2 separate regions of the Mus musculus genome follow, and region 2 is linked to region 1. Evidence: chromatin loops called from intact Hi-C (ENCODE). Cell type or tissue: left cerebral cortex. All regions are shown on one strand. Links, peaks and the distances in the headings refer to the core of each region. The heading gives the core; the rest is flanking DNA. Region 1 has its middle 31 kb from the start of Cyp2j5. Region 2 overlaps Gm12694 (a long non-coding RNA gene).

What was found. Hi-C counts contacts between places; a loop is a spot of excess contacts. Peaks named below come from ENCODE experiments on the same cell type or tissue, not always from the same donor. Only the 100,000 strongest peaks of a DNase experiment are listed, where the experiment ranks them.
Region 2: it touches region 1 in a loop (10-fold over the local background); 4 of 42 quality-filtered maps call a loop at or near these places.

The regions. Positions count from the first base shown.
Region 1 is chr4:96,692,446-96,697,828 of GRCm38, reverse strand. No RefSeq gene overlaps it. Among named protein-coding and RNA genes, the nearest start is that of Cyp2j5, 31 kb to the right of the region's middle. In left cerebral cortex, for the core only: a CTCF peak has its summit at 1,096 (motif pointing left); DNase peaks (open chromatin) are centred at 1,061 and 3,180; H3K4me3 peaks cover 452 bases.
Region 2 is chr4:95,005,162-95,010,544 of GRCm38, reverse strand. All of the region lies in intron 2 of Gm12694 (a long non-coding RNA gene), which reads right to left. Among named protein-coding and RNA genes, the nearest start is that of Gm12694, 29 kb to the right of the region's middle. In left cerebral cortex, for the core only: a CTCF peak has its summit at 2,202 (motif pointing left); DNase peaks (open chromatin) are centred at 2,196 and 2,485.

The DNA.
Region 1 (5,383 bases), core at 314-5,313:
ATTCATCCACTGCTTTCCCCGACATTGGAAAATATGCCCAGCCTTGCCAGCGCAACATATGTGCCCCTGCGCCATTGTGTATGATGAATAAACCCGCCAAAAGCTCACCAGACCTAGGGGCCTCTGGGTGAAGACCTAGCATTGACACAGACAGGCAGTGGCGTGTCCTGGCTTGGGGCCACAGGAAGACACAAACCAGGCTTGGGCTTTCAGCCTGCCTACCTCAGAGTCTGGAGACTTTGGCAAATCTCTTAGGCTCTCTGAGCACTGCTTTAGCCCCCTTTGCAAAGCAGGAGTAGGAACACTTATCAATTACAGATTCTTGGGTGCATAGAGCCAGCCACCTTTAATGGGAGTCCACCATAGGTCTTCAGGGTCAGTTATACATTTTTATTTTTTAGTTGTGCTCTCGAAAATAGAGATAAGTAAAATTGCTTGGCACTATGCTGAACACTTTATTTAAATTATTGGGTCGCCATAGCCATCCTCAGGAGACACTGTTGAGACTGCTTCATGCAAAGACTGAGTTTAGGAGACAGTTAAAGGTTAGTTTACTGGCTTGTCGAGCCCTAAGGTGGTGTCATTAGCAGGCCATGGGTGAGCTGGAAACAGTCTTAGCCCAGCTTGCTGCTTCAGCTACGCTGCTGGCTCTCTTTCCTTGTTCTTCTCTATTGAGAAGAGAATACTGTTTATAGGCTCCAGTTCAGCCGCAGGAAACATAAAATGAAGCTAGTTCCTCTTCCAAACAAAAGCCCTTCGGAAAGGCAGCGCCATCTCCCACTTCCCCAAATCTGTCTTCACTCTGACCAACCAGTGCCAGATCCCTGGGTAGGTGTCCCCTCCTCCAATTATTTCCCACCGATCCACTCCCTCCAGCTTGGTGAATGCCTCTTTTAAAATGGGCTCAAACCCGTGCTGTGGGATTCCTAAGTGGGAGTTATGGTTTCCCTTTCAGCGAGTCAGCACATTTAGACTCTCATAGATAGACAGGCTGTCAGGGTTCCTGCCACCATCTGGAGCATGCCCCTTTGGAAGGCTTCAGAGCATCCCTGAGCAAGTTTCTTGCGAGGCTCGGTAACGTGGGTTCCAGCGCCCTCAAGTGGACATAGAGGGAAATCTATGAAAAGGACTGAATCACTTAGAGAACTAGAGAGAACTCTCATTGATCTCATTAACAAAGCAAGATGACCAAAAACAGCAGGCTTCACAACAGAGCTTCTGCTTGGAACTCTTTCCAGCTTGGTGTGAGATGGGTGATCACACCATGCAGAGGTCCCGAAGCAAGCAGGAACTTACAGACCACCGCTGCTATTTCTTGTGCCAACCAATAAATATGCCACCCGACCCTGCCCCAGCCTGCTATGGAATCCTCACTGACAGCTTACTTCAGCTTCAGCATTCTTCCAGCTTCGCTAAGGATGTAAGACCCAGGTTCAAGATTCCAAGCAGTGAGATGCTTCCTATCACCTTGGCCTCAGAAAGTCCAGAAACTGAATCAGTGAACAACCAGATGCAAGCAAGAAAAGATTTATTCGAAGCAGTACCTGCAGCTCCATGGCAGAAAGTCACCTGGGGTTGGAGAAATTCACAAATGGATACATATGTTTGACCTAACATTCCTGCTTAGGCAAACATGGTCAGGAAGTAGTTTGTTTATTTGTTTGTTTATGTTTTGTTTGTTTTAGCTCACCGGGATTCTTTGGGCAAGATCCTATAAGAGTGTCCCTCTCCAGTGAGTGCTACATAAAACTGTTACCAGGAACATTTCAGCCATAGTCAAATCCTGTGAGGCTCATGGGACTGCTGAAATTTTAGAGCCGAGTTGGCAATCATTCAGTACTTGTTCAGTACCTAATGTCGCTAATACACATGGCTTTGACATCATGAATTTCTTCTTTGATAGTAACAGGCCAGTTTTCAACATTCCAAGACTGCATGCAAACCGTGGAGTCACTTCTGTTGCTATCACTTGTCTCAGTAATCCTCAAGCTGCAGCCTCCCTAGTCAGGCCATTTACACCCACCTGATGTCACTATTGATGGAGCCATGTGATCCATGTGACCTCTCACCATGATGATAGTGCACAGGAGGCCAGTGCCTCTGCTGGGACTCCCTGTGAAGAAATGCCCTAGAATCAAAGCTAACAAAACTGCTCCCTGACTCAAGCTCTGACCATTCTCCATCTCTTCTCCCTGGAACTCTGGCTGCTACAAGCTCTCCAGAAGCTGCTTTCTGCTAGGAGGATTCAGTTTCTTGGAGAGAGGGAAAATAGACCAAGAAGGGATAAAATCGGTGGAGGAGAGGTCACCAAACAGATGAGAGACAAGAAATTGAGACCAATAACAAGAAAGAAGGAACAGGGCAAATATAGAAAGCAAAGTATCATAATAATTCTAAACAGTTTCATTTGTTTTGATTCAGATATCTGATTTTTAATTTTATTGAACAAAAGTTTTTGTTGATTCTGGTTTTTTTTTGGTTTGTTTTTGTTTTTTTAGAAATAAAAGTGGTAAGTCACCACAAACTTTCCATTGAGAGTTGAAATATCCATTTCAAAAAAGTGGTTTCTAGTTCATCATTGTCATCTTTAACACTATCATCAGTAAATGGAGATCCAAATGTAACGGCCTGCATGCTTTTCAGTTCATATCCGATTTTGTCCAAGGGAAAAAAAAAAAGAGAAAAAAATCTTGTACAAGAAACTAAGAAAACACAACCATGGACTACTTGGGTGCTCAGGACAGATCTGACTGTTGGTGGACCACTAAGTACCTTTGCTTTTTGGTATATTGAATATTTTGTGTAATTTTTATATTGAATTTTTGTATATTATGTATATTGAGTTTTTAGTATTTTGAATATTTTGTACATTATATCTCAAGAAAAAATTTACTAAATTGTAGATATATAAAATTACTTTCTAGTTTTATTTAAAGGCCCCAATTCTCCTCTTAAATTACTGTAATCCCAGCATATCTACACTCAGTGCAGACCTCTTGTCATATGATGAGAATGTGAAAGGAGCTGTATCTGAGACATAGACACAAGAGGCAGGCATTTCACTGGGTATGGTTTCCATCCCACTCAAGCTTAGATCCCAGATGGCCCAGAAATGCTCATGGACACACACGAGGAGACTAGGACACAAAGCAAGTGTCATCTGCAGGAGGCAGATAACAAAGCAGGGACAGGCAAGCAGAGGCTGTGTCCCCAGTCCATCTGAACGTCCTAGGTCAGAGAATCCTTGCCCTGTGCTTGGGGCATTTTAATTCAGCTTACTGGTTATTTTCTTCTTAACAAATAGGCAGGCCTTTAAAACCCCATGGTCTTTCAGCCTTTGGATTCATACTCTGCTAAGCTTCTTGGAGAGAAACAGTTCCTTTCCAAAGAGGAATTCAGATGTGTAAGCTTCCTTTGAGACGTTTGCATAAACTGATTACATGACTGGCACAGCCACTCCTGACTCTGTGGTGATTCAAGCCAGCACTTTCTTTCATGGCTATTTCGGCTTATTCTTAGAACTCCTGTAGACTTCTAAATCTGGATTTCTCAACCTGAACCATAAACTGAACTAAACATCTTCTCAAAGGCTAACCGGCTCAGAGATAGGAGCCAAGGTCATATTTCAAGGGAAGAATAAAAAGGGGGAAGGTTCTTGAAAAGATCTCAGCTTTCCTAAACTAACATAGCTTGAAGCATAAAGGCTACAATGACATGATAAATAAACTACCACCCACAGAATTTAAAAACAAAAACAAAAACAAAAACAAACAAACAAACAAACAAACTGAAAGGAAAAGCAACCAGAAGTGCTTGGCTTGGTGAGATGTATGGAAATGTATGTTTTGTACCTTCTTCTCTCAAATCTGAATTTAGACAAACTGATTGACAAGGGAAGTCAGGGAGAGAGCACCTTCCTCTTCTTCTATTACCAATCACCTTTTTGTAAAGATGTTTTTATTAAAGACCTTCAGCCCATTTGAACTTTTAAACAGTCCCATCTGCATTGCTTCAAGTGAAGCCTACTAGAAATCCCCTAGCAGTTTTGTTACATTCCCAGCTAATGTGTTAAATTCCATATGGCATTTGGCAAAAGCAGTGTAATCGAGCAGAAAAAAAATAGCTTTGGAGATAAACTGATCCATTTCTAGTTTTGCCATTAACAATTACACATCTCCTTGATCTTCAGGTTCTACCCCTGCAAAACAGTAATTTAAGAAATATCTACAGCATGGGGCTGTGGTGATAATTCAGTTAAATGGGGCAATAAACATATTTAGGCTGCCTGGAAGAAATCAAACTTTACATATGTATCTCCAGAAAAGGATATAAGTAAAGAATACTCAGGCCTGTGGCATGAGGTAAGCTGAGGGTTTCCTCCTCCTCTGCTCCCTCCTCCTCCTCTTCCTCCTCCTCCTCTCCCTCCTCCTCCTCTCTCTCCTCCTCTCTTTTCTCCTCCTCTTTCTTCTCCTCTTCCAACTTCCTCTTATTTTTCCTCTTCCTTCTCCTCATCCACCTCTTCCTCTTTTTCTTTTTGACAGGGTAAGACTGGCCTTGAACTTGGTAGATAGTTTACAGTGATCTTGAATCTCACCAAGTTAGCTACATCCACCCAAATGACCTTTAAAACTATGAAATGTAGAATAAGATGTGACTCTCACTAGTTCTCCCTCACTGGAGCTATTTACCTGTTGATGAGAAAAATAGTTACGTTGAGAGACAGAATGGCTACAAAGAATTGGAATGCAGCATTCTCAGATAGGTGAGGTTAAGTGGTTTCTCTAAACAAAGTACAGCCAAATGTCATGGAGCATTAAAGTAAAACAAAACAAAACAAAACAAAACAAATTGGTGACAAATTTGGCTGCTCTAGTGTTTGAGTCATAAATGTAAAGAATTGAAATGTCGTATTGATAAACTTTTTCTTTGATAAATATACAGGGTCCTTCCCTATGTCTTTTGATTAATTTTAGTTTGAAGTCTGTTTTGTTAAATATTGATTTGGTTTCACCAGCTTATTTCTTAGGTCCATTTGATTGGAATATCTTTTTCCAACCTCTTACCCCGAGATAATGTCTATTCTTAATGTTGAGATATGGTTTTGAATGCAGTAGAAGGATGGATCCCATTTTCACATCTATTCTGTTAATTGTGTCTTTTTGTTTATTGGATAATTGAGTCTGTTGATAGACTCATATCAATGACCGATGATTATTGATCACTGTCATTTTGGTGGTGGTGGTGGTGCTGCTGCTTCTGCTGCTGCTGCTCCTGTTGGTAGTAGTAGTAGTGTGGTGGTAGTGGTGTGTGTGTTTCACTTTCTTTGATTTTGCGGATGTGGGGTTATTTATTTCCTATGTTTTTACCAGAGTAGTTAGGTTGG
Region 2 (5,383 bases), core at 54-5,053, 1.7 Mb after region 1:
ATCTCAGGTGCTTGCTCTTCAGCTTCTTACCCAGAGAAGGAAACTGAACCTGTAATGTTCTGCAGGCAGATAGAGGTGTGTGGGGGCAGCGGGCAGTGTAGGATGGGGTGGGGGTGTTTAACTTCCCTAATAACGTCAGAGAAGGAGAAGCCCTGGTGACAAAGGGAGTCTGCCATTTTGCACAGAGTGGCAATGGTAGACTTCTACCTTAGCAGGGCAACAGACTGGGACATGACAGGCACTCAATAGAGCCTAGTTCTCTTCTACCCATCTTTAATCTAACTTTAACCTAAACACACCAGTGAGCTAGCACTCACCTTCCAGTGTTGGGCCCTGTGGTACCCTCACCCTCAGCTGGTTACAGTGGGGTAATAACTGTTCTCATGATGAAGTTCTTAGGGGTTCTTAGGAACAAAACATTTTCTTCAAAGGCTCCTCCTACATCTTATTTAACAGAGTTGGGCCAGAGTCTCATCCCTAAGCTTACCAATGGTAAAAGATCAAGCAATTGAATAAAGGAAGAAAAAGGAAAAGGGAAACTGGGGTAAAAAGGAAAAAGGACAAAAAAATGTAATGAATACTGCATAGGTGATAGCTGTGTCCCCTAGACCCATAGTTTTCTATAAACAAACCAAGGCTGAGAAGGGTTTAATTAATATGCCAGAGTCAAGGGTAGGAGTATGGCCATCACAGGAAGTGTGGCTAGCATAGGAAAAGTGGGTCACAGTTGGAGAATGAGGGGCAAGTGAGAGCAGGGTTAAGGACAAGGGTTCTAGCCTGTGTGGCGCTTTGAAGTCATTTTCAACAGGACTGACTACATTAACTTCCTAAAATTCTAGTTCCCAGAAATTAGGAAACTGTGAATATTAAAAATGTTTGTTTGTTTTGTTTTGAATTCTCCAGATGTTTTAATGCAGCACCAAGAGCAGAATCGCTGGTTTAGGAAGACAACAGTTGACAAGTGGAGATTCAATGCTGAAAGCACAGCGCTGTCAGGGAGACATGGTACCTGCCTCTTCTGTTTCCTCCCAAGTGACTGCTACTTCTTGAGGATAGCCAGGTTTTAGTTACTCATGTGACCCAGCACCTGACACCTGATCAGGCAGTTAATGATGGAATGAATGGGTCATTAATGATATACTCACAGAACACCATTTTTATACCACTCCTACAATGCAATCATGCTCCCATTTTACAGATGAGCAAATCAAAACCCTGATATTCTTTATGATCAACGAAAGAAATTGGGAGGCTAAGAAGTCAAACTAGAATTTAGAGAACAGTAGCCACCAAGAATAGGGTCCTGTGGCGGATTGCTTTTCTCCCTTTTCTCCAGGACCCCTTCTCTTTGTACCCCCAAAGCCTCAGATGTTACTGAGTCTGCCTTCCTGGCCTCTTTCATCCTCCTTGGAACCCTAGCCTGCTGGAAAAGAGGAAGAAAGGACTGGAGGTACTAACTAAGGCATATCTGGGGGTCAGGACCAGCCTGTGTCTGAGAATCTGCTGGAGTGGGAACTGACCACAGCCATCCGTACTGGGAGGCCCGGGAGCTGAACACAGCACCTCATTCATGGTGTGACCTTGAGTAAGCAACTCCTTACTTCTCGACTCCAGTGTCATCACGAAGGGTGTGTAGCAGAACATTTGGGTCACATACTCCAGTTCTGAGGTTCAGGTAGATACAGGGGGCTAAATGGGAACTAGTGAGCAGACCAGCATGTGCCTTGTTGAATAATGGTGTGAATTAAATGAGTTCTAGAAGCTGTTGCCATAAGGGCTGGTGGACTTGGCATTGTGAGGATTTTGGGGTTATTTTTTTAAGGATTGTTATTAAATCTATATTTTTTTAATGTGTGATCTTGTGGTTAATCTATCTGCCCAGTAATAACAATAGTAATCAACATGTGTGTGACAAAATAAATAACAACAAAAGCGTACGAAACCAGATTGAGCTTGGTCTCATTTGTGAGACCCCTGTACTAAACTGTCTAAAAGGCCCTTGCAGGACACAGGCCTTTAGCATTTCGGCAATAGCTGGAACTTTTATCCAGGAAGTAAAATCGAAATGGCACCATCCTTATACTCCTAGTACTTTGGTATGCACTTAATTCTGTGATCGCGGGAGAAACATCACCTTCCCAAAAGATCTGTCTGGTTTTAAACGCTAGGCTGACCCCTTCCTAGAGAAACAGTGACCTCTGGTGGAAAATGGCAGCAGAGCAACGCCGCTGTGCTGAGATAATTTAATGCTTAGGCAAACTGACTGTTTTCACTTGAAATAGATTTAATGAAGAATAATAAATAAAACCTAGACACATATGTACAGATGGTTTGATGTATGTTAGGCAAGAGTCAGGCTTTCATGTATACATTTGGGAGTAATTACTCTTAATCTAAAAAAAGAAGTTGAGGATTAGCGAAAGAACGAAAGCATTTGCTAGATTGACTGACAGCAATCTGGAATGGGCAGGCATGGAGAGAAAGCTAGGACTCGGGCAGTGTTCTGAGAATCAGAGACTTGAGTAATTTACTGAAGGTCTCAGTGATTGTTCCCATGCATGCTTTGATGAGTCCCCAACGACTCTCCAAGGCATGGACTATTAATTATCTCCATTTGACGAATAAGGAGCATGCAGAATAGGGACTCTGAGTGACAGAGTCCTTGGCCGTTAAAGGACTTCTGGCTGACTGTGCTGTCTTTTGCACAGTGTTGTGTAAGGTCTTCAGTCGTGTAACTAGAAATGGTGCCGCTGGGTTGCTCCCATGCACTCCAAGCCCTAACCCTGCAAATTACATGCATCTTGAACACCAGTGACTTTCACAGTGGTCATGAAAATCTTGAGTCACATCACAAAACAATGGGTCATCCTTCTTTATTTTTGAGGTCATAAGATAATTACATCTCTCCCTTCCTTTTCCTCCCTTCAAACTCTGCTGTGACCCCTCTGCTCTCCTTCAAACCCATGGCCTCCTTTCCTCTCACTAATTGTTATCACATGCATATATATGTAGACATATATACCTAAATGTAGCCTGTTCAGGCCATATAATGTTACTTGCATGTATGATTTCAGGGCTGACAATCTGGTACAGGAGAGTCAGTTGGTGTGCTCTTCCCTGGGGAAGATCATCTCCCTCTGAAATAGATCATTCTGGAGAAGCTGAAGATCCCATGGATTGGGTGAGAACTATTGTGCAGATTCGTGAGCTCGGCATTTTAATATGAGGTGTAGGATGGTAAATGAAAGTTCAGAAACCACGTCAGGAAGGATTTACTAAGACAGAACTGGGACCCATTACCAGGAGGGGAAAACTCAAGGAACATGCATTCAGTCCTTCCCTTGTGTGTTCATTGATGTTTACAGTGTTTGCTTATGTGCAGCCCTGTGTCAGGATTCCAGTGTTTACGTGTGTGGGGGCTTGTGTCCGGTGTGGAGGAGACAGCGATGCAGACATTACATGTGGTCTCATTAAACCTCATATAGAGAGGGTCAGAGAATAGCAGAAGTGTCTCATGGAGAATTATCTGTTCTCAGCAGGTTCATACAGAAGGACAGAACTCAAATGGACTGGAAGGGGTTGGCTGAACCGTGTGTGACACTGCGCTAGCACTGTCTGCTTAGAGACTAAAAGTCAGTGGGAAGCTTTCAGTGAGACTGAAAGTGGTGTTGGGTTGTGGTGGGACTTAACCCTCTTTCTACCCTTTGGGCCCAGAGTTCACTAGAAAGACTAACAATTGATATCGCCTCTCAGTTTTAGATAAGGACAGACAAAATTACAGCCATTGGTCTTTTGTTTTCTTTCTTGATCTTTTCTTTGTCTCTCAGTGATATTGTGGCCTTTTTTTTCCTTTTTTTTTTTTAATTTTCTTTTCTTTCTTTCTTTTTTTTTTTTTTTCTTCTTTTCTTTTTTTGAGACAGGGTTTCTCTGTGTAGCCCTGGCTGTCCTGGAACTCACTCTGTAGACCAGACTGGCCTTGAACTCAGAAATCCGCCTGCCTCTGCCTCCCAAGTGCTGGGATTAAAGGCGTGTGCCACCACGCCCGGCCTTTGTGGCCTTTTCTCTTCTGGTCACACAAGGTTCCTACAAACTTCGTCTTTTAACCATAAACTGTAAAGGACTGACATCAGAAATCTTGGGGGCAGGACACGAGCATTTTCTTTCCTATCACGTGTGGTGCTAGGGGTTGAGCCAGGGGCCTCATACGTGATGGGCGAGCATCCTGCCACTGACATGCATCCCCCCAGAATTTTTGTTCTTTACTTAAAAAAAAATTTGAACAGGGTGTTGCCAACTTGTCCAGACTGACCTTACACTCACCCTGTAAACCAAACAGCTTGAATGCACATGAAGCCCTGATAGGCATTGAACTTCTGATCCTTCTGATTCACTCAGGAGCTGGAACTACAGTCCTGCACTACCAGGCCTTGCTGGATCTTTCAAAGGTCCATCGTGAGACTTTCATTTCCATTGTAGATAACTGAAAAGCACAAAATAAGCTATAACAGCGTAGAAGGGCATCACCCAAATGACCATCACTGACATTATTTCCTACATTTGATTCCTCTGATTATAATTTATTTTATTTTTAAATACATATGATCAAGCCAAACCCTGCTATTTCATTTATGATTACTCAAAAGACATAGTTATATCAAGATCTTTATTACAACCATATTTAATCATATAGCTATTATATTATACTGAATAAATGCATCATACTTTATCTTTTCTCATATCTTGGACATTTCCAATATTTTGGTAGTATAAACAATGCTCAAATCTAAAACTTTCTATAAATATTTCAAATGTAAACAAATGTTGTGCACAAAGATGTTGGTTGTGACCTTTAATTTTCTACCTATCCCCTACCCCCAACATGCTCATGTCCTCTTGATCTTTATTGCACAATCCCAAGTCTCATGACGTGGCCTGAGCCATTCACTCTCTGGAATACTCATGAACTCCACTCATCTTTCTTAAAAGACGATCTTAAAAGCAAGCTCCATTGTTCTTTGCTTAGGACTGCTCCCTTCTCTGCTCTCTAAGACTTCTCGTCCTGGTCTCACCACCATTCTCTCTAATTGCTCTGTTAGATTGAGCAAAGCAAACATTTGGTTAATCATTTGGAAAATTGGTCATCACACTGCTGGCTGACTGGTATAATGGAGGTGGTCTAGTGTCAGAGCTAAAATCATTACTGAAGATAACACAGTTACTCATGCGTGTGTGTACAACCCGTCTACACGCTACCCTGTAAAGTCATTCTTTTTTTCTGTTTTTCTTTTTTTTTCTTTTTTTTTTTCTGGATGAATGTTCTTTGTTCTTGTAGGTTATAGCAAAGAAAGAACCCAGAGTCTAGGGCCCATTCTAATTCCACTCC